Linked DNA regions of Mus musculus: all the other regions are linked to region 1. The links are chromatin loops, found by intact Hi-C in ENCODE. Cell type or tissue: left cerebral cortex. All regions are shown on one strand.

Region 1 (8,000 bases):
ATTATTATGTGTCGGGAGGAATTTCTTTTCTGGTCCAGTCTATTTGGAGTTCTGTAGGCTTCTTGTATGTTCATATGCATCTCATTCTTTAGATTTGGGAAGTTTTCTTCAATAATTTTGTTGAAGATGTTTGCTGGACCTTTGAGTTGAAAATCTTCATTCTCATCCACTCCTATTATCCGTACGTTTGGTCTTCTTATTGTGTCCTGGATTTCCTGGATATTTTGAGTTAGGATCTTTTTGCATTTTCCAGTTTCTTTGATTGTTGTGCCGATGTTCTCTATGGAATCTTCTGCACCTGAGATTCTCTCTTCCATCTCTTGTATTCTGTTGCTGATGCTCAAATCTATGGTTCCAGATTTCTTTCCTAGGGTTTCTATCTCTAGTGTTGCCTCGCTTTGAGTTTTCTTTATTGTGTCTACTTCCCTTTTTAGGTCTAGTATGGTTTTGTTCATTTCCATCACCTGTTTGTATGTTTTTTCCTCTTTTTCTGTAAGGACTTCTACCTGTTTGATTGTGTTTTCCTGTTTTTCTTTAAGGACTTGTAACTCTTTAGCAGTGTTCTCCTGTATTTCTTTAAGTGATTTATTAAAGTCCTTCTTGATGTCCTCTACCATCATCATGAGATATGCTTTTAAATCTAGGTCTAGGTTCTCAGGTGTGTTGGGGTTCCCTGGACTGGGCGAAGTGGGTGTGCTGGGTTCTGGTGATGGTGAGTGGTCTTGGTTCCTGTTAGTAAGATTCCTCCGTTTACCTTTCGCCATCTGGTAATCTCTGGAGTTAGTAGTTATAGTTGACTCTGTTTAGAGATTGTTCTTCTGGTGATTCTGTTACCGTCTCTCAGCAGACCTGGGAGACAGATTCTCTCCTCTGAGTTTCAGTGCTCAGAGCACTCTCTGCTGGCAAGCTCTCTTACAGGGAAGGTGCGCAGATATCTTGTATTTGGACCTCCTCCTGGCCGAAGAAGAAGGCCCAAAACAGGACCTTTCTCAGACACTGTGTTGCTTTGGCAGTTCCCAGGTGGTACAGACTCTCACCTAAGCAGACTAAATTCCTAAGTTCCTTGGAGTCCCGGGACCAAGATGGCGACCGCTGCTGCTGTGGCTTAGGTCGCCTCCCCAGCCGGGCGGGCACCTGTCCTCCGGTCCGGAAGGTGGCCGGCTGTCCCCGGCCCACACAGGGTGCTGCCTCAGCGCCTCTGTGCTTCTGCCTGTTCCAGAAGCTGTCAGGTTCTCTGGCGCACCCTCTCACCTGTTCAGACTAATTTCCTAAGTTCGGCGGGTCCCGGACCAAGATGGCGACCGCTGCTGCTGTGGCTTAGGCCGCCTCCCCAGCTGGGTGGGCACCTGTCCTCCGGTCCGGAAGGTGGCCGGCTGTCCCCGGCCCACACAGGGTGCTGCCTCAGCGCCTCTGTGCTTCTGCCTGTTCCAGAGGCTGTCAGGTTCTCTGGGTAATAGTTTTCTATTAAATTCTTCTCATAATTACTTAAGTATCATAAAATATACTTAAGTAAGGGCAGTGAAGGGAGACATGGTACTATATTAAAGAATTCCACAAGTCTGAATCTAATATATATATATATATATATATATATATATATATATATATATATATATATATGTGTGTGTGTGTGTGTGTGTGTGTGTGTGTGTGTGTGTGTGTGTGTGTATAATACTAGAATTAAATAATTCCTGTTGCCAGTGAACCCACAGATCTAGCTATCTGCATGGGTTTGTGGTAACTTTTGTAAAGAAGCTTGCTATAAGATCAGTTGTATAAACATTCAGGACATATAGTTGACTTGTACAGTTATATATGTTTCTTTGCTTTTGTAGCAATTTTCAAGTGAATTCCTACTTACTAAGAATATACTTACTTCAGAATATACTTCCACAGGGTAGGTTGGCTTTAGCCCTATTCCATATTTCCTTATCATATGGAAGCATGCAACCTGGGTAAGCAAGTACAAAAATACCTAATGATGTGAATCTCAGAACACTTCCCATGGTTCAGTGGGGCAAGATCATAGAGATATAAACACAGAAAGAGTGGCAACAGTAAGCTGTATCAGTGTTAACCTGAAGACTCTCAGTACATGGCTGAAGGAAATTCTAGGCACTATGATGTAACCTCAGTTAAGGTCTACCATTATGTCAAACATTTGCTTGAGTTGTGCCTTCATGTTGGCCTTGCTCTCCATTTAGCTTGATGACCTAGAACCTCTGTTCACCTTCAGAGTGCTGGGATTATAGGATGTTTGTGGAGTGCAGAGGTTCAAATGTAGGATCTCCTGAATGCTAAGTAAGCACTCTACCAATGAACTGACTCCACTTACTCTTGATATCATCGTTTAATTTGTAAGCAACCTGTCTGCCATCTTACCTAGATATCTAACGTAAGTATATAGTCTCAAATGTCACTGTCAGATGTATGTCCTTTTCTTCTCCATGTATAGTGCACGAGGCGATTCTATAGCAGGAACATTGCTCCACCATTGGTCATGTCTGGTTCCAGGCTCTAGAGTCATTTGTCACCTTAATACTTAGACCTTAATACCTAGATGCTGCTGCTGGCTTTATAGTAAAAACAGCACTCTTTAAATCCTGTATGATAGAATTTGAGGGTATCCATAGGCTTCCAAGGCCAGTTATTTCACTTAAAAAAAAAACCCAATTACTACATATATGGCCTGAGTTTTCAGAGTTGGCTCACAGGTGTTATGCTCCATATAATTTCACATGCTTCAAAAGACTGATTTTCCTGGTCCAAACTTTTATCTTTTAAACACCAAACTTTGCTCACTGTACACTAGGGCTCAGAAAGCATGCTCCCAGATCTGCTTCTGTAAGTCTCCATGGCACATCTGTGCAAACATGACACTCATTAGCACTGGGCTTGACAAGCAAACAGCATTTGCATGGTTTCAGGTAGATACAACTGCACCCCACAGTGTGCAGCCTCGCTACTGGACTGCAGCTGTACTTTAGCAAACATACATTCCTTGACTAGATGATTTTATGCAGCTTACAATATGATTACGAAACTAAGCCTCTCACATCCTTCAGTAGTATCTTATATCTTATAGATTAATGTATGGTTATGGGAAATGATTGATCTTTAGAAGAAAGCTAGCTTATTGCCTTTCTTAACTTTAGGGGACATTTTGCTGTAAAAAGAGAAATTAAGGCTTTAAACTTGTGTGCATTTCATACAAGGTATTGAAGACTGTTTCCCACAATGTAGGAGTATGTGGACAGAGAATATTGGACCAGAGCAGACAGTGTAAACAGTTGAGGTCACATATGTAATACATGGTGTAACATGATTGTAATGTTTCATCTCTTCTATTCCCTTTTGGCCTCTGCTTACTGCACTGCTGACAGTATGCAGTCATCTCCAGATAAGGGAAGCCAAAGATGACTCTTCCATGTTCTTATTAGCCATAGACTCACAAGAAAGTCAGACAGCTGGACATCATCACAATGAACAATGAACAGATGCCTTTTTCTGAAGAGGAGTTAAGCTTTACATGAATAGCATTGCTGTTCAAGACGTACCCACTACAAAGGTGACAATAAGATCTGCTTGTGACTTGGAAGTCAAAACAGTGAAGGTAATAACGGTGGAACCTTGAGGCAGTTCAAAAATATAAAAAGATAGATGGGAGGTGGTGGCTCATGCCTTTAATCCCAGCACTTGGGAGGCAGTGGCAGGAGGATTTCTGAGTTCGAGGCCATCCTGTTCTATAGAGTGAGTTCCAAGACAGCCAGGGCTACACAGAGAAACCCTGTCTCGAAAAAAGAAAAAAAAAAACTATATCTATCTATCTCTCTGTATCTATCTACATATAGAATGAATTCACAGGTAATTTCAAAATAATTGTGATTACAAATATCATGATAACAGTCCTAAAAAAATTCTGTGGGAAGACAGAAATGGAAACTTGAATCCATAAAATTTGGAAGCTGGATACCAGAGTAGGCTCTTGGATGTCCAAATTAGTCTAAGAGGCTGTTGAGGTCAGTGGGGTGAACAGATTTGTTATGCTGGTGTCTATGTATAAGGCAACAAGTAGGATAATCCTTCAATAGGGGCATAACGTACGAATAAAGAGTCAGAGACAGGGAGATGGACCTATGCATGTTCTCTGGGACAATAATGAACACAGGCAAAGTACAGACAGGGAAAGCAGCCTATACCTCTGAGCCTAAGAATTTATACCCAAGCATCTAAGACAGTGGTTCTTAACCCTCCTAATGCAGTTCCTTATGTTGTCGTGACCCCCCAACCATAAAATCACTTTCCTTGATCCTTTATGAATGAAATTTTGGTAATGTTATAAATCACAATATAAATATCTGTGTTCACTGAAGGTCTTAGGTGACCCATCTGAAAAGGTCACTTGACCCCCCACAAAGAGGCTGTGAACCACAGGTTGAGAATCTAAGTGGTGCTCATTCACTCACTCACTCACTCACTCACTCACTCACTCACTCACTCACTCAGGTGGAGCGCAGCACACCTGTAAGGACGTCATGGGGCAAGGCAGGCAAAAGAGGTTACTCCTGAAAATTTTACAGTATACGAACATTTATTTATCCCCATATTTAATGTTGCTAGCAGGAGGCAGAGGCCCCAGCAGTTCCCAGCATATGAAATTATTTACTGAAGCCAGGAAGCTGCGCTGCACAATAGAGACAACTGAATAGTTTTTTTTTTCTTTTCTGATTTTTCAAAAGGAAACCACCTCCAAAAGAAAAATAAAATAATCCTGTTTCACTCCAGCATGCAAGTATAGAGCACCCTGTGGCTGTAAATGAGATTTTTCTAATTTCTTCATTCCTTGCCACAATTGCATAGATATTTTAGAAGCATCTCAAATAAACATCATATTTACATTTTATTCAGCATGTCTCAAATTATGCCCCTTTTTAAAAAAAAATCAACAAAATAGTGATTTCCTACTGTGTATTCTTCCAAATGTCCAACTTGCTAGAACAGGCTCAATTATAGGACAGGGATAGTTCCTTCTCAGTACAAAATTAGGTAAAGTAGCCAAGTGTCAAGAAGGGTTTCCTTGACTAAGAGTTTAATGCTACAGGCACAACACCTTATAAGCAGATGAAGGAGAGAAAGAAAAACAGAGAATAAAAGAGAGGGCTAAGCTGCCAAATGTTCACCCATGAAAATAAACAACTAGGAATGATTGAGTATTCCTGGTTTTGACAATAGTCCAGCAGCAGATGCCACAGCACGACGTATCTTCCAGCCCAAGTGAAGCAGACGGATGAGGGAGGGCCTGTGGGAGTTGTTCCCTGGAGACAGGCTTCTGCCAGCTTGGTGGGGGTCAATGTAGGCTGCTTTTATTTACCTATTTTTACCTTCCTAAACTCACTTTGGTAACTAGGTCTCTGCTATTTCCAGCCCCCTGTAGTTGGTGGCCAGCCAATTTCTCCCTGTTCATGCCTTAGTGTGATTAAGGGGGATCTTAGTGAAGGCGGATGACAAGCACACTGGCTCCCAATAAGAAGCGTACACACAGTAGAACTTGACCATGAGGCGGTTCAGGTTCACAACTGACTTAGAAATGAAAGAGGAAAACAACTGCCATTTCCCTCAAGAAAGTACTCAAATGCACATAAAGGTTTCTATTTTGATTCTCCCGTTTCTATTTAACAGAGGGCAACTCACAGGGCTTAGCAGTAAGAATACGCAAGGGAATACAATGGGCAGACAGATGGGGCTCTGTTCCACTTTGGTAATGGCTAGATGACCTTCCCCTTCAGTCACGGTCTTTATCTTTTGGCAACACGTTGAACAAAGCAGGCATAGGAAATCCTAAATGGGGCAAATAGAAATGCCTCAAATAATATTACATAAATTCTCAGGACTGGAGGTACAGGGCGTTCATCAACTAGCAGCTCTCACATTCAGGAAGCTCAATAGAAATTCTCAATTAGAGACCCAATACTAGGCTTCCTGAATTATTTGAACTGAATCTTCAGCATTAGATGAGGACCATGCTGATTGCTGATTGACATGATGGTGCACGGTGGAGTTATGGAAATCTTGTTCCTAGGCAAGATATCCCAATGATATCTGCTTACAGACTCACAAAATCCTTAACCATATTATACAATCACATAGTAGATAGCAAACTAAATAATAAATAATATAAGCATAAATAATTTACAACATTTATCATATTTCCATAGTCTAATCCAGAGTATCATAGAAGACAGTGCTCGGTATCTGTAACTTTTACCTCCAATAGGGTCCACTCTGAGGAACAGATGAATCATAAAAAATAACAGGAGATTTTTCTCAGTGTTGCTTCCTCTTAAAAATCAAACCATCTCTAAGCAGCAGCATCCAGAGAACCTCCTGGTGTTTCGTAGAGATTAGTAACCCTGATCACATCAAGAGGCTCCTGTCAATATGTCCCCCAGCTCGACGTCCCAGTTGCCTTGGCGCTTTTGCCCAATGCAATTTAAAAAATTTTAAATCCTTAATGGCTCATTGGCTCAATGCAGGAAGCATAAGGGGCTCAGATGCTGAAACAGAACGGTTTATTGAATTCTATAAAGATGACAGTAAATTGTAAAGTCCCTTCGGATGATGGTCCTCACGTTCATAAACTGCATTTATCTACCAATGATTATTTAGCACATTAAGATGCCTCTATTACTTAAAAAACAATCTTAAAAAGAAGAAACATTGTAACAATTATATCTAATTTGCCTATTCATTTATTCAGAATGAGGACTATCCTCATGTGCAATGTGCTATTCGTTAGGAAGTACTTACACGCAAAAGTCAGAACTCTTTTCTCTCAGTCTAATAAAAATAGAAAATCATTTTAAACATGTTTTTCCTGCAAGCGAATAAAACATCCAAGTAAGATCCTGAAGGCACCCCCACATACACTTTTGATGCCATTACACTAGTTAAATTTCAATTTACATTTTAATACACATTGGTCCCCAAGTCAAATGCAATATTTAATGACAAATCATGTCTTGGCTTGCATAAATAATTTTAAATAAATTAAAGAGCCTCTAACTTGCTACATGGGAAGAAATTAAAAATATGTTGGAAACACTATTAGAGAACTCATTAAGTGAATTGTATAATACGGGCTATAATGATATTCTAACATTTTTGCTTGAAAAAATATTTATATACAAATGAGCTTATCATATGAAAAGTACAGTTCCTTTAAAATCTTTAGAGAGAATCACAAGATTATTATCAGAAAAGGATCTCAGACGTCTATGAAGGTCAAATGATTAAAGGGAAAGTGACATAATGAAAAATTCCTTTTCCATTATTAATATTTCCTAATCTCTTATTTTATCATGCAGAGAGGGTCAGCACAGTAGAGGCAAACCTAGAAGACTCAGTCAGTAAGCATCAGTGAAGACCAGCCCATGAAACAGTGCAGGAGAGGATCAGGTATGCCACAGGGCATCAGGTCATAGCTGGAGAGTATTCACTGGTGTTGTTAGGTTACATAATTAGTACTCGGGTATATCAGCAATGCTCAGAACAGCTCCAGGAAATAGGTACGGTTTCACATATGGAGATATTAAGACCGAGGAAAATGAGCTATGCTTTCCACCTGTACAAAACTAAGGCGATGCAGAACAGAAATGGAAATGGAGCAGGGATGTGAAGTCTAGGCTCTTCTCTCCTGTCCCGCTACACATGCAAATTAGCAGACTGCACTAGTGGATGGGGTGTGTCAGAAAGGCAAAGCTGACATGTGTGGCAACCATGCATTTGAAAGGACAAAGTGTGTGGAGTATAGTCCACGTGATGAGAGATGAGAACAGGTGGGTGTGAACCAATCTCTGATGGGCTTTGTGAACCAAACATGAGGTTCTGATAGACACATGGCAATCAGGACAACTGAGGGAGACAACCAAAGAGATGGACACAGACTGGGAAACCTGTATTGATAATAGTTCAAAGGATAGGCGACATGGACCTTGGAGAAG
Region 2 (8,000 bases), 130 kb after region 1:
CAGCCAAGAGGCCTACAAGGACTGAACATAGATAAACACAGAACTGGGCCAAACAGCAATTAGGAGAAGAAATTAACAGAGAATGCCGGAGGACTTTAGCCTCTTTTTTCCCTGTTCCCTTGATGACACATTTAGAAATAAATGTTAAAGGAACAAAATTATTCTGATGTGTTCATGCCTTGCCTACTTTTTAGACTCTGTCGTCAGACTGGCCCCAGTAGGAGCTCCAAATGGCCACTGTTTAGATTGCCATCGCCTGGGGATACCACACGTTTAAAGTTTCCTGGGAAATGCCACGGACTTTCAAATTAAATTTGCCTTAGATTTCCTTTTTAGCAAAGCTACTTTTGAAGTCCCTTAAAATACAATGCATTTGTTCTTAAATCCCAAGCCTCCGTTTGATGGAATTTGGGTGTGCAGATGGGCAAGCTCATAGTGACTAAAAAAAGGAACTGTGGGATTCTGGGATGCAAATTCACTATCATCAGGGCGACAGAATGCTACTGGTCACAGGGATAGAAATTCTGAGGTTAGGGAAAAACACAACAGCAAGAAAACACTAGCTTTCTGCCATCTGACGCTAGATAACAAATAGCTTTCCCTACTTTCCTGTGGAGTCATTGGTTTTCCACAAGGGAGGCTGTGGATATTCAGCTGAGTTTTGCATTCATGCTCAAGACAGAAGCCTGCAGGATTAATGCATTAGTTAATTCCCTGCTATCACATGCTAAACAGCTTTTTTTGAACTATACACATCAATTTGTTCTAATACTAAAGGCTCCCGCAGTAAAAAGATATGAAAATATTCAAAGTATTCTAATGCATCCCGAAGCTCTTGGGTCAGAATACTAATGCCTCCATCTAAGAGGCCATAAGTCTGTTATCTTACCATCAGAAGTCTTTCACGGGAGTCCATTTAGACAATAAATACCTGTGGATCAGGAACAGTGAGTAATATCCATTTATTTGTTGATGTGATGTCCCTCTTTGTCTGCATGTGTTGTGAAAATTCATCGCTAAGGCTAATTTCGTGCTTTAAATCAATGGATTCAGAGAAAGCCTGTGTCTATGTTTGTGTCCCTTTGTGGCCATATTGTGGTAACTAGAAGACCATCATGTGGCTGAGTGCTTGGCAATAAGAGACATCAGAATTATCTTCTTTGTGCATGCACACACATACATACATCATACCAGTGTGCATGGTTTCCACAATGTTGAATCACACAACTATCTATCAAAAGTAATTGATTATAATGTACTAGACACAAGATCACTGCACTGTGCATGCAAGGGTTCTGTGCCCTTGATAAAGAGCTCACCATACACAGAAAGCCATTTATATTTCCTTTACAGAAGCAAAAGGAATAAACTACCATTCCTTACTGGAAGTGAGCTGCAAGGTAAGCAGTGTGAGGGCATCGCCTGAAATGTTAAGGCCTTCACAAAGCAAAGACCTGAATTAGTGATTCATGAAGAAAATTTCAAAAGCAAGGGACTTCGTTCTCCCTTTCCATGTATGAACATAAAATTGAGAGGAGGAATCAACTAAGAGAGAAGAAAGATATGAACCCTATAGACAAAGAGACTGTCAGAAACAAGTACAAGCTAAACGTAGCTCTATTCAGTAATGGGATACATTCCTAAGATCTACCCTAAGACATCGTGGTACAAGAATAAAAAACGAGTGCTTCGCTATAGGATATGTTTGCAAATCAAAACTTCCTCGTGATTATGGTTAAATTGTTAGCTTGAAAATGATTTGTGACCTCAGGCAAGTTCATTTTACCTCTTAGTGCATGTTTTTTTCACTGACAGTACTGAGCTAATATAACACACCAGTTTGTACTACTTTAATGACCAAATGTACCAAATTCATATAAAAAGGCTAAAAAATAAAGTCTGATACCCAATAACTATTTTATGAGGTTTTGCTAATATGTGAGCTAATCACTTAGTCTTCTAACTAGGTAAGTAAATTTTATAAAAGATTATTAGTCTTTTATTGAATGGCTGGTTGTTTTCAGAAAGCACTGAGCAGCACATACCTTTCAGGAAAGGCAGGTAATAAGAATACCTGTGTTATGAATCATAGAAAATAAATATTTTACTATGAGACGTGCTCCAAAACAATATTGCTTTTCTCAAATTCTAAGATAAAAAGGTCAGTCTAGGACTGGAGGGATGGATGTCCCATGTGTCCCTTGCAGCAAAAGCATGAGTGTCTGAGTTCAGATCTCTAGCACCCATGTAAAGGCTGGAGATGATGGCCTGCACCTGCAACTCCAACAATGAAGAGGCAGATATCAGGAGATTATTGGCCAGGCAGTCTAGAAGAAACAATGAACTCCAGGTTCAGAGAGAGACCAAGAGGGAGGGAGAAAGAGAAAGAGGGAGGGAGAAATAGGGGGAGGGGAGAGGGGAGTAGAGGGGGAGGGGGACCAGGGGAGAGAGAGAGAGAGAGAGAGAGAGAGAGAGAGAGAGAGAGAGAGAGAGAGAGAGAGAGAGATTGACTCTGACTCTTTGTCTTAAAACATGAGCTGTAAAACAATCCAGAAAAACAGACAACATAAACCTCTGGCCCCAACATGCTCCTACGTGGGCAAATACAATCTCACACAGTGTGTGTGTGTGTGGGGGGGGTGTGTGTGTGTTCATAACAGGTAAGTGCTCTTAGAAATGGGTTGTTCACCAATTTCCCTGTGGTTTGAAAATCAAAATGTATCCTCAAACCTCTTTCAAAACTAGGTCACATAGTCTAGTTTTTATAGCATGGGCCAGTATCACACTAAAATAGCAAATGTCCTATACTATGGCACGAAATGATTTGACTTTGGAAATATCCTAAATATCTAGACATAGTTAAACCCAGAAAAGTTCTATTTAAGAATCACAACACCAGCTAAAACTTAGGCAACAAGAAGTTCTCAGATCCATAATCACACCAGGATACTGCTATAATTCAGTTCCTCAATACCTGGTGAAAGTTCCAGAATAACTAAAAGTAATAAATTTCATAAGGAAAAGACTGATATTAGCTAATGTGGACAGATGGGAAACTGCGGAGAAGGAAGGTAAGCAGGGTTGTATTCTGTAAGGACAGAGAAGGAAAAAAAATCACGAAAACAAGTCTGGAGTTGTGTCGTACAACCAAAGGCCACATCTTAGCCAGTAGACCATCTTTGTCAATGCAAGAGACCAACTCATTCATAGAAGAGAGTCTCTTGAAGAAATGCAAACATATTAAAATAATATGTGAAAACCAAGGCCTGCAGCCAAGGTTAGCAGGATAGAAGAAAGACTACAATCACTTTATGGAGTATCTTGTTTGGTTGGATGGTTGGTTGGTTTTGTTATTAAAATATATAATGGAGTACCCGAAACAAGCAAAACTGACAAAATGCTGGTATTAAATCATTCGAGTTTCCCAAATAAAGTTATAAGATCCTAACTTAAGAGGCTATATGAGAACAGGAAGAAAGCATGCATTGCTTACTGATTTATCCAAATTTACACAAAATAAATTCTTTTCAGTGAACGAACACCAAATATGGAAGACTCAAGATGCTCTGAGCTCACGCATCATGGTACAGACAGCCTGAGAGGTTCCAATCATTTGTTGTTTTTAAAAAAAATTGTGAATCATTCCATTTGTTTCCATCTCAAGCGATATCCCCATTCCCAGTTACCCCTCCATCACCCCTGAGTTCTTTCTGCCCTCTCCCCTCTCACCTGAGTTCTGTACTGGGTCATAAGTGTATAGTTATGGTGGCACAAAAAAAGGTAGCTAGAAAGAATACCAGAGGACCTGTCTAAGGCAAGAGACAAAATGGGATTATAAAGGCAAGGCTTAATAAAGGAAATTTGAGCAGTTCAATCAAGTACACACCAACTTGGAAGATAACAGCCTATGGCTTTATCTGAACCCTGTATTGAACAGGAGAAAGGCTCTTGGGTACCACTGAAGTATGCTGAGGGAAGGGAAGGTGAAGGGAAGCAGAGAGTTAGGCTTCTAATTACTCCCAGCTGCTCTGCAGCTGCTGCCCACCAGGAGGCACTAACCTAAAGTGTCAGTGACTTCAAGGAAGTTGATAACAGTGTTACCTATGTAGGAAAGTGATTATAATAGAGGCCAGTATTGTGTATGTTCCTATGATTATAGGAAGTTACGGTCATTCATCCTCTCTGTGGTTATATTTACCATCAACAGCTTTCAAAGCAACTGGAGTAAGTCTTTTTAAACATTTTTTGCAAGTCTTTTTAAAATAGTTTCCTCAAACAATCATATATATGTTATTAATTATTTCATTTACATCCCAAACTTTGCCCTCTGTTCCCCTCCATCTGCCCTCCCCTTCCCCTCAGAGAGTGTGCTTCCCCCAGTATCAGTTTCTACACAATTAGGTGCATCCTTCCCACTGAGGCCAGGCAAGGCAGTTCTGGTCTGAGGCCCCCAACACATGTGGGGTCTCAGACCAGCCTGTGTATGTTCTTTGGTTGGAGGCTTATTCTCTGGGAGTTCCCAGGGGTCCAAGTTAGTTGATAGTATTGATCTTCCTGTGGGATTGTCATCCCCTTCAGTACCTTCAATCCTTCCCCAAGCTCAGTCCAAGGCTGGGCTGTCAGTATCTGCATCTCTCTCAGTCAGCTGCTGGTAGAGCCTCTTAGGGCACAGCCATCATAGGCTCCTGTCTGCAAGCACAACATAGGGTTAATAATAATGTAAGAGTTTGGTGCCCACCCATTGGATGGATCCCAAGGAGGGCTCATCGCTGGACAGCCATTCTTCCAGTCTCTGCTTCATTTTTTGTCCCTGCATTTCTTTTAGACAGGAGCAATTTCACATACTCTTACCTAGCATGTCTCAAGCTCTTTAAATTTCTTAGTAATAAGAAATCAACACACTGGAATCCCATACTCTATTGGTCAAAAACTTTGTGTATTAACAATTAGTCTGGAGTCGTTGTTTGTTTTTGTTGTTTTTGTTTGTTCTTTCTCTGTATAGCCCAGGCTGTCCTGGAACTCACTCTGTAGACCAGGCTGGCCTTGAACTCAGAAATCCACTTGCCTCTGCCTCCCATGTGCTGGGATTAAAGGTGTGTGCCACCACTGCCTGGCTTAGTCTGGACTCTTTAATGGTGACATATAGTGTTGGTGACCAGAGTCACTAGAATTCTGAAGCCAACAGCTTTACCCATCCCCTTTCTTTTTAAATGTAAATTTTAACTTATGGCCACCATGATCCTTAAAACACATTGTTTTCTAATAGATGACAAATGATTTTGCTACTATAGGTCAAAAATTGTGCTGGAAGCAAAGGGGGAAGTAGAAGGTTAGAAGGCTCAGAAAATTTTGCAGGAGATAGAAACACCAAGGGATGTTGTCAAGGAAAATTTTAGATCTTTCAGTGAGGTAGGGTGGGATGTTTTACTTCATGGTAGAGCAATCCTTCTTCTATTTCCCATGTAATGGATCCTCAATAGAAATGCAGCAGGCAGTGGCAACAGAAAACAAGGGGAAGGAGGACAGTGCTAGATTTTTCTAATCTCTCCACCATTAAAAGGCTGGGAGGATGCATATAAATGGCTTAGGGTAATTTTTCCTGACCTGTAATCTGTCTTTCATGGAGATCCACAAGTCAGTCCACCAAAACCATGGACGACTGTAATATGACCTGGTAATTTACAGGCCGTTTTGCTTATGAGGCACATATTTAAGGACTTCAAATGTCATTTCAGTTTGAGCATATCTCCTAGAAAAGTCAACCTCCCCACCCTTTGAAAGAAGAGATAATAGACAAGGTCAATTTTAATGACTCAAAGGACAGAAAGATAATGCATATCAATAGAGAGACAGGAACATTAACTCTGGCCTGGTGCTCACCAGAGACAATGCCTTTGATGACCTGGTGATAATTTAGTGATAAGAAGCTCTCAGGTGGAGCTGCAGCTCTCATGCTAGCTAGAGGTTTGCTCTTGAACAACAATGCCCCCTGCAACTGTCTCATTCTTCATATGAAAACATAGACATGTGATGGATACACTTTTAATGGACTTCAATTCAATGGGCACCTAGTAGGTATTTATAGATTTGGTAATAAGCATTTACTATGTATTTAAGACCACTAAATAGCCTTTCTAGTTCTTTGCAGTGTAGCTTTAGGCAAAATGTTTCTTTTTTGTGCTATGGTGAGAAGTAAGCCTACCTACTCCAGAACGTATTCAAATTCAATGAGCTCCTACAGAGGACATTTACAACAGTGGCCAACAGCATCTGTACCATCATGTCTGTTCTGTGGATAACAGCAAGGAAGATGGCGCAGTAATGAGAAATACTGTGCTCAGTGTAATTCACCTATGTACCAAAGGGGAGATGTGTTAAGGTTCAAAAGGTACCTGCTCATGAAATCATAAAAAACAGCCTAGATAGAGATGAGTCCCCACTTTTGAATTTGGACAAACTCACAGGCCATTGGGATGAGTGGAAATTAACAAGCACCTGATAGGTAGAAGTTGGATTTCCTCTATAAAGCAACAGTCTTAAATATTGGAAAGCAAGTCTAATACCCTAGGAATTTACAACATAAGGTGAGCCAAGAACTAGAAACTACTAAGAAGTCCAGAAAATCTGGATGTCAAGGCATGTTTAATGAACACTCAACCCTGCAACAGGTTTTATACAATAGACTGGAACCATACACAATTCTTCCACAAAGATCTTTCAAAGACTTGAAAGGGTGGATGGGATTTATGCACAAATGAGAGTGGGTTAATTGTATAACTGGATTTTTCTTTAGTACTGAAAAAAATTGAATCCATATCTAGCATCAAATAAATGTACAAATGGTGATAAATGTTAGCATCAAAAAATCAAATTCATGAAGCACTATGTGACTTTGTATTTGATCTTGTGTAATGGGCTCTTTTAAGGTAAACAGTGAATTACATCTCAATGACTTATACAAAATGTAAAGTCTTTTCAAATATAATAAACTCTATGGACACCCAAAGATTCTATGAATTGCATGTAGCAAAGCCTTTATAGTAACTAAGAAAAAGAAACCAAATATCACTCACACTATTGAAACTAAATACAAGACTGTATTATAAAATCCTAATCAGAACAGCAATTACAAATCAGACTTTTGTTTTCACACTTATATGTAGTTTTGGAACTTTCTTAACTAGCCTTTGACTACTTTTAAGTGATGGCTCAAGACTTATGTAGTAAGCAGGATGACGTGAAGCAGATCCAACTAAGGGAACATGCCTCCTAGAATACCACAATTCCCCAGGATATGCTGTTGGATCTCACCCTAGGACTTTCTAATTCCATTCAATTGGCTGCTGGGTCACTGTACAGGGAAAACAAATTGGATTTTCTTTCTGAGGTAAAATGTTTATAGTCCCAATTAAAAAAAAAAAAAAAAACTCCACTGGAGGATTTAGAAAATAAGGAATGTAACAGGAGTTCACAGAAAATTTGAGATGTAGAAATTTCTGGTGAGTTCATACTTTAAACTACTGGGCAACAGATAGAACCATAGGCTTGAACTTTTCCACTGCTTCATGAGTGTAAGTTAATCCACTACTATGTTTCCATCTGCAAACCAAAAATAATGAAGGCACACAATACTATCTATCCATCAAGACTAATACAATGCTTCAAAGAATTGACATTAATGAGGAGCTCAGGACATATCTCATAGTAAATATACGCTTACTTTGGCAAGAGCAAGAAGTCAACACTGTTCACATTTCACTAAAAATATCCAATTGCAGTAGGACAGAGGAAAGAGTTTCCCCCCCCCCCACATTTTGGAACTTATACCTTGTTAAACTTGTTAAGTCCTGTTTCATTTTTCAGTAATTATTTGTCACAGCATCTTTACAAACCTTAAAATAGAATTCTAGGACCAGTGATGGATAAATACTGGCACAGAAAAAAAAGGGCTGCCTAGTAATCATTAGGTGATAACACGAGAGACAGGAATGGAGTGGGAT
Region 3 (8,000 bases), 150 kb before region 1:
TTCCTCCTATGTTTTGAATAATACAGCTTTCACCGTTTTTCCCTTTTGTTAGAGATAATTGCAGAGGAAGCTTGCAGGTTGCTGTTGACAAGCTTTCTTGTTCTTCTCTCCGTGTGTATGTGTGTTAGCAGCTACAGAGTCAAGGAATGTGAGCCTTATTGTGAACCAGGTTATCTGTGATTCACATTCACATCATTATTCAGTAACAGGTTAGTAATCATCAGCATCTTTCACCAGAACTAAGAATGGGACTCATTAAAATTCTGTTCATGGCTTTTCAGTAGGAGAGGCATTTACATTCTACACCTTCACATCAGTAGTATGATAACTGTAACTGGCATGCTGGGGACCTCCAGTCAGATGCCCCTTACATTTCCTGTTCTTCCTTAACTGTAGCCGTACCCATTCCTAGTACTGAACACAGATGCTAACAGATGGGATATTTAAGGTTCACATGTTGCCTTGAACCTTCATTCAGCCTTGATTCAGTTTGGCACTTATTTCTCTGTTGTTTCTTCTCCATTATCTCTATGCCACGAAGACAAAGAATCATGAAGACTCCTCAATAGAAGCTCAGTCTATAATTAGGCAACTGGGCCCTGTTGCAGTAATGACACTTAGCACAGTGCCGGACCCAGAATAAACATATTGCAAATAGGAAAAGATACGCAAAGGATTCAAAATTGTTAGTATAAAATCAGGTTCTGAGTTATGTTGTCTTGTGTGCACCATCATTGTCTGGGACTATTTGTTGGGCCTACACTATCCCACTTCTTTCAGGTAAGCTTAATTCCCTATGTTTAGGTGGAAACATTATCCAAGATACTCCCAATTCAACCTGAATCAATTCTTTAAAGTGGCCCTTACATTTTTCACTCTCCCTCACTCATGATTTCTACTAGCCTTTAAATATACTTCCTATCCAAATATACATTACACATGGAGGCTGAAAAGAGTTAATCCCAGGGCCAAGGGTAGAAGAACAGTGGACATTAGCATGTTGATGGCTAGTTGCTGATTATCATGCCTCGGGTCCCCTAAAGAACTCTCCATTTGCAACATGTCATTCACCACTGATCTTTGATTTAAAAGAAAATACAACTCCCCAACTCCACCTGCTACTCTGACAGCTTTTTAAAATTGGATACGACAATAGAACCACCTGTCAGAGTTTCTACTTTCATATTTTGCATAATAAATGAGTTCCAGAGTGTAGCGCCTGGCAATTCAGGATGGATGGCATTAGAGCAATCTAATTTCTGTGGCGTGCTTTCTGGACACTTCAGTTCCCCAGGGCATAGTTTGCATTCATGCCCTACAAAGACCAAGGAGCTTGTTTCAATACCTCATACTTCTTTTTCCTAAAACTCATTTGAAATGTGCAGCTTCAATCTTGCCCAGTGGTTCTTGTCAGGAGACTTAAAAACATCCCATTTATGGTGAAACTGGGTGGGGATCGCCAACAAGCTATCAGAGTTTTAGTTTTCAACAAGGATGTCTCTCAAGAGAGATACGAGGGGAAAGAAATATTTCTCATTCATCCAGGTTTCATTTCCATGTTTTCTTTGATGAAAATTAAGCAAATATGGGCAATGAATAGTTTGCTCTTGACACTAGTTCAATATGTAAACACAAACACATATGAACCCTGTACACATAAGGATGGGAACATGCGTGAGGAGCTTTGATAAAGGCATAGTAGTAACTCACTGGCTTCATGTGACTCTGATTTCACATCCTAGTCTTTGGTAAAACAAGGGATGCATGTTCCGTTTTTATATGTTTTACAAATTCATGTGATAAATATGGCTGACTGCTTCTTTCTAAAAGAAGAGTCCTATTGGTCAGTTATGCCCTAGTGAGACAAGTTAGACTGTCATCATACACTGTCACTCATATGGGACACTTAAACTAATGGGAAATAAGAATCCCAGCATGCCCTAAAACACTGGCAAGGTAGGTTGGGGAACATCATCATTTCTAGAGACGTAACTTAGGCTATTTTCCAGAAGTAAGTTATATTTTGAAACTGGGTGTGAGAGTACACAACTAATTTGGGATAGAATGAGGTTAAAATTATGAAGTGAAGAGAAAGTTCAGTTTCAAGTCTAAGCTACTAGATAGGTAAGGTAGCTGCAGTCATAGTCTAAGACCAATCCTGTCACAGATTTCATTTTATGGGATAAAATCCTGATCATCTCTCCTCATTGAGCACTCGCTTGATACTCAGTTTCTAAGAGCATGGCTAGATCTAATGTTCCTGGCCCTCTCTGCTTTCGATATCTGCCATGGAACTCACCTGCCTCCCACGGCTTAGGACTAAGAGGAGAAAGCAATCTCATTTCCCTCTACTCTGGCTTCAGGCAACAACCGTGAAGATCAAGCGACAGCTAGGGATGACATTTTTAAAGTAACCTGTGCCAGGGATCAGAAATATCCACCTACAAATATCCAGAGAAATCTCCTCTCTTAAAACCCAAAAAAGGGAAACACATACTTTGAAATGGGTTGTGCGTGTGGCATAGCTCTAGAACTAATGTTTGAACTTTAAAGAGCAACAATGCAATGATTCATCGTCATTGCTTGCCAAGAACCAATGTAATAATCACTTAAAAATAGTCAAAATAATTATCGAGGGCCCAAGAAATGTGACTGTCCGTGCCCTAAATTATTTGTCAGTGCAAACATGTGCTTTGGCTAAATATGGTACTTGTCAGTTGTAGAAAAGAACTGTGTTCTTTTCCTCCTTACCATGCCCTAGGTGACATATTCCAGTGGGTCTCAAAACCAGGAGCCTCTCCATACCACCTGATAGGTATAATGCTAAAAGATGGCGATCAGCAGCATCAACGTGGTCTTCTGTCCTGCTGGCAGGCAGAGAGATGGCTCTGCTCTATTTCAGCTGCACATCTGGGCTCCTGGGCACACAAAGTGCAGCCCCAGCCTTCGCTGATCACTTCCAAATGAATCTGATTATTGCATACTTATAAAAAGATATTTACACAAGTGAGGAAAATATGCAAACACACACTTACCACCCACCTGTATTTGGCATTACTAAGCGTCCCCCTAAATGGCCAAAGACACCAGTTGTCCTCAGCTCTGTCCTTGTCGGCAGTGATGACAGATTTTGGATGTACGGCGTTTTGTTTCTGGGATGTATTGTACTGAATCCGCGGTTGTTTCCATGGGGGAAAGTCCCCGAGTGATTCTTGCCATGGTACTCCGCTCTCTCAGACACTCCCAGGGAAACCATAAATGAGCTCTGGACTTTGACTTTGATGTCAGATAAAGGATTGAAGAGTGAGGACTCTGTCATGAGCTCCTTGTCGAGCGGATCCTGCAGACAGATGGGCCCGCTGTATGTCCGGCTCACAGTCAGATCTGGCTGCATGGCAGGATTCAGTAGTAGAGAATTTCCTAGTAAGAAAAAAAGATGATCTGTCACTCAGACACTAAAAGACACCTCCATCACTCTTTTTGCAGTTGCCTCTATTAAAAGGAGAACATCTTGTATTGGCGTTGGATGTACTGATTGGTATTAGCTTCCCCTGCTAACCTAGGTGGAACCATGCCAGTGGCTGGGAATGGGGACCTCTGACCTTCCAGGTCAGTTTCTGAATATCATGCCCTCACTGCCCTCACATCTAACACTCTTGACATGCCTCCTTTTCAAGACAAACATGTCTGACACTGGATTAGGGCCACTTGCCTCAGGTAGTGTTTGTGTGATTATCTTAACTGGCAAAGAAAAGTTAAAAAAGAAAAGGAAAGGAAAAAAAAAAAAAACAAAAACCAGAAAGATGTTTTGCAACCCAGTTAGGAGCAAAATAACATCTGTTCCTTTTAAATAGCAAGAGATGCTACCGTGTAGTGACTCTTGGTGCTGCAGACAAGAGCCCACAGAGGAGGTGGAAAATTCCTTGTAAAATTCTAAGCAGCTCCTGGAGCCGGGGGAGCAAGCATGCTTTGGAGCAAATAGTTCAGGGGACTTATGAATCACTCTAAGTCTGAGGGGCCAATGTACTTGAACATCACAGATGTCACTCTGTGAGGGAAAGAATGCTGCAGCAGAGAGTGGCTTGGATTGCAAGTGGGAGCATCTCAGAAAGGAGGTACCTTGCTGGTTTAAAAAAAAATGAACAAAACAGTCTTCACACAACACAGCAGAAATTGGACAGTGCTCTAGTCATCTGCTGGGCTCACCATTTTTTTTCCAAGCCAGATATTAAAAAGGCTGTGATATTTTTCTCGTGATGAAGTAATCGCATTTATTAGTAAATAACAGAATAACCCTCACTCCCCAGCCTCCCACCCTTACCAGTTCGTCAATATGACAGCTCAAGTAGAAACCCAAATCATATTAAGCAATATTCTTTTGGGACCTGACCAAAAAAAACATGTTTTAAATGTGGTATTTTTGAAAATGCTTCAATTCTAGGTTGTATTGTATTAGTCTCTATTGTTTGTCTATTTTCCCAATTTGTAACAGTGCCATGAGGGGAGCCATCACTGTGGATTTTCTCACCCCTTGTTGGGATAGGCTAAGAATCAAGAATCACAGAGAAAATACACAAAAAGATAATGCAACTATAATGGCCCTTTGATGTTGCCCCTTTTCCATCTAGGGGCTGTTGTGCTAAGATGCAGCCACCATCAAGCAGTCTTTTTTAACAGGACCACACAGAGTTCAATAGATGATAACCTTGCTCCTGTCTGTGGTCTTCCACAGGAAAAAAGGAGGACTAAAGAACACAGCACATTTGAAAACAGTTTGAAATAGCAGTTTCCATGGAGACTTCAAAAACTCATATCTTAATTTTTGGCTACTTTTGAAAGACTTGCTTAGCATATGGGGGAAAATATTTCTGATACTTAGCACAGACATGGAAAATACCCAGATGCACACACACACACACACACACATACACACACACACACACACACACACACACACACACACACACAGAGAGAGAGAGAGAGAGAGAGAGAGACAGAGACAGAGACAGAGACAGAGACAGAGACAGAGACAGAGACAGAGACAGAGACAGAGACAGAGACAGACAGACAGACAGACAGAGAGCTAGACAGAGAGACAGGGAGATAGAGAAAGAGACAGACAGAAACAGAGAGCCAAAGGTAGAGAGAGACAGAGAAATTAAAAGAGAGACAGAGACAGACAGAGGAGGGAGAAAAAGAGAGAGGGACAGACAGACAGAAAACAAAAAGGAAAAACACACAAAGAGACAGAAACAGAGGCAGAACAGAGATGACAGGGAGAAAGTCAGAGACAGAGAAAATATACACACACATGAGGGGAGAGAGGGAAGAGAGAAGAGAGAGTGGAGATAGACAGACAGACAGACATAGAAAAGCACACAGGGAAAGCACACACATATACACACTCAAATGTATAAGTCTATAGTTGAAAGTGTTGGTTGCCAACCTGACCGAAGCCTGATTAAGGCCAGCTATTCTTCCTGCTGTCTTGTTACCCCTCCCTTCTCTTTAAAAAACAATTTTCCTCATTTAACCTAAGCATTGTATTCTTTCCATATGCCTGACTTTTTATCTTTCTTCCATCCCTCCCTTCTATCTTCTTATCTATTGAACCCAAGGGCTTTACACTTGTGGAACAAGTCGTCTACATCTACCATACCCAAGATGATTTCGATGGTTAGTTTTAATTTAACTGTCAACTTGGCTCAGCGTGAATCTCCTGGCATAAGGGATTATCAAAATCAGATTGGCCTTCCATCACGTCTGTGGAGAATTGTCTTGGTTATATTAAGTGATATGGGAAGAAGCTGCCTTCTAAAGCAACATCGTTCCCTGGGTGTTGAACTATGTACAAGCAGAGAATGTGAGCTGAGAACAAGTAAAAGCATAAGCATTCATTTTCTCTGATATAGACCGTGATGCCTGTGGCTAGCTGCTTCAAATATCAACCTTGACTTCCCAGCAATGATGGGCTACCATCTGCAATTGTAAACCAAATAAACTATCTTTCCCTTAACTTTCTCTTGGGGGGGGTATTTAATTACAATTTCATTACAGAAAGAAAACTAGGACAAAATTCTGCTTAACATTCTTGCTGTTCCCCTTCTTGGGGTACCGGACATGTTGTTCATCAAGCTATCACCTTGAAGACAGTGGAGGTCAAAGTCACAGTCTATAAAAATGAGATTCATTGGCAATGGATATGGGGATGGTAGCAGTTAACAAAAGAGTTTTTGTCTTCTATCCTGAGATTTATGAGATTCTTAGCCAAAAATAAACAGAATGGTCAGACGATCTGATAAGATGATTTCTTTTTAGAGATTCGCAATATACTGATGTTCTGAATCACTCCTCCATGAGGACATTGGCCAATCTATGTAAATCACTGTCGCCCAAACGTATTCAGGCCAGGCAACTACCTCCCTCTCATATTCATTGCCTGCTGCTCCACAGAGCATGCTGCTGTCCCATGGTTAGAGGACACGTGAGCATCTAGAGCTATCTTGAGAGAATGAGCTCTCCTCAAATGCCAAGGGCTTCCCCAGGTTAGTCTCAGCATATTCATTTTCACAAGAACACCATGAGGAGGATGTTAGCATTCCTGTTTTATAGTTGTGAAATGGTGACTCAGAATAACTGTTTTGCTTCATAGCGGTTTCATATTCTAACGTAACTGACTTCAAAGCAGGTGAACTTGTACACAATAGTGGCTTAAAAATAATGGCTTAACACCAAGGTACCCAAAAATAAAAGCCAAGGGGAGAAGCCTATTCTCTAAGCTTTATCTCAGTTGCTTGTTCTAGCAGGTTTGGGCTTCTACTTCAGCAATCTGTCTACCCAATAAATGCTGAGTGCAGAAACTGTCTAGCCTTTAGAATAGGTGATATCTATACAATGAATAGAAATAAAGGGGACATTATAGAAAATGAGGGTAACGGTCCAAAACTTCATCCTTTGAAGAGAGACAGTTACTTTTTTCATAATATTAAAACCAAATGTGTCTCATCCCCACCTTGTATTCAGGGATAGGTTTGCTTCATAATAGAGGATTAAATGACTCTCTCTGTTCTGAAAAAGAGCATCTCTGTGCCTTGACATGAAAAATGTTTCTTTCTCCACAACAAAAGATTGGTCAGCCTTGGCAATAGCTGAAAGTAATTTAGGCTGGTATTTCATTTTGTCCTCACATACCTGATCCCTCCGATATCATCTAAACCCTTTTTATTTATTTGAAATTAAAGAAATTTTAAAAACCAGTGTAATAAAGGTTTTGGGTAGTTTTGTTCTGGGGCTGTGTCCTCAGTTTTTAGTACTCAGTATCTTAGTTAATAAAATTAAACACATAAACTAAAACTAGGGTTCTTCAAAGATGAAGTTGGATAATTTGAGAGGAGTGCTCTGTATCAAATGTTGAACTATTTCATTGGATGTTGCCAATAATAAATTGAGACCCATACATCCTCACAGTTGCTGAGGACCAAGAAAATCATTTTATCAAATATGGTGTGTTAATGAATGGAAACAATTTGGTAGCGGCTCCCAGGACCACAAGCTACCTCTGCACAGTATCAAGAACACGGAGGACACCTGTGTAAGTGCAGCCAGTGGTCCTAAGGATGAGGTGTTGGGGGACCTATGCCGCTGACCTTGACGAACTGTTTTGAAGTTGAAGGTCTGGAAGCCACCTGTCAATGCAGAAGAGTCAATGACATCCACTCCGTAGTCACTGTGGCTCCGTCTGTAGAGGGTGACACCAATGACCAGGACCGCAACAGCTACCACGGCTGCACCCAAGCCGGAGTACAAAGCAATGTCGCTGGCATTCTCAATGCCTGAAAGACACAAGAGAAGTCCTGAGTGGCTAACATGGGCTCAAGGAATAGAGCCACCCCAGGACAAAACATGGTGTTCTGTTAGAGTCTGGAGGCTACTGATCAGAAAATAAAACCACACAGAAAGCTAGCTACATGTTAGACTCTCATTTACACTATAGCCATGTT

The links. Peaks named below come from ENCODE experiments on the same cell type or tissue, not always from the same donor. Only the 100,000 strongest peaks of a DNase experiment are listed, where the experiment ranks them.
Region 2: a loop joins it to region 1, with 2.2 times the contacts of the local background. A loop is called at or near these places in 2 of 42 quality-filtered maps.
Region 3: a loop joins it to region 1, with 5 times the contacts of the local background. A loop is called at or near these places in 3 of 42 quality-filtered maps.

What each region holds. Positions count from the first base shown.
Region 1 is chr8:28,866,032-28,874,031 of GRCm38, forward strand. All of the region lies in intron 3 of Unc5d (unc-5 netrin receptor D), which reads right to left. Among named protein-coding and RNA genes, the nearest start is that of Gm32505, 170 kb to the left of the region's middle. In left cerebral cortex, a CTCF peak has its summit at 4,806; DNase peaks (open chromatin) are centred at 4,698 and 5,345; H3K27ac peaks cover 1,944 bases.
Region 2 is chr8:28,992,390-29,000,389 of GRCm38, forward strand. All of the region lies in intron 1 of Unc5d (unc-5 netrin receptor D), which reads right to left. Among named protein-coding and RNA genes, the nearest start is that of Unc5d, 220 kb to the right of the region's middle. In left cerebral cortex, a CTCF peak has its summit at 4,034 (motif pointing right); a DNase peak (open chromatin) is centred at 369; H3K27ac peaks cover 947 bases.
Region 3 is chr8:28,716,575-28,724,574 of GRCm38, forward strand. Unc5d (unc-5 netrin receptor D) reads right to left here. Exons shown (of 18, transcript NM_153135.3): 10 at 7,647-7,832; 11 at 3,043-3,420. Among named protein-coding and RNA genes, the nearest start is that of Gm32505, 22 kb to the left of the region's middle. In left cerebral cortex, no CTCF peak of the experiment used is centred here; DNase peaks (open chromatin) are centred at 4,003 and 6,514; H3K27ac peaks cover 4,240 bases.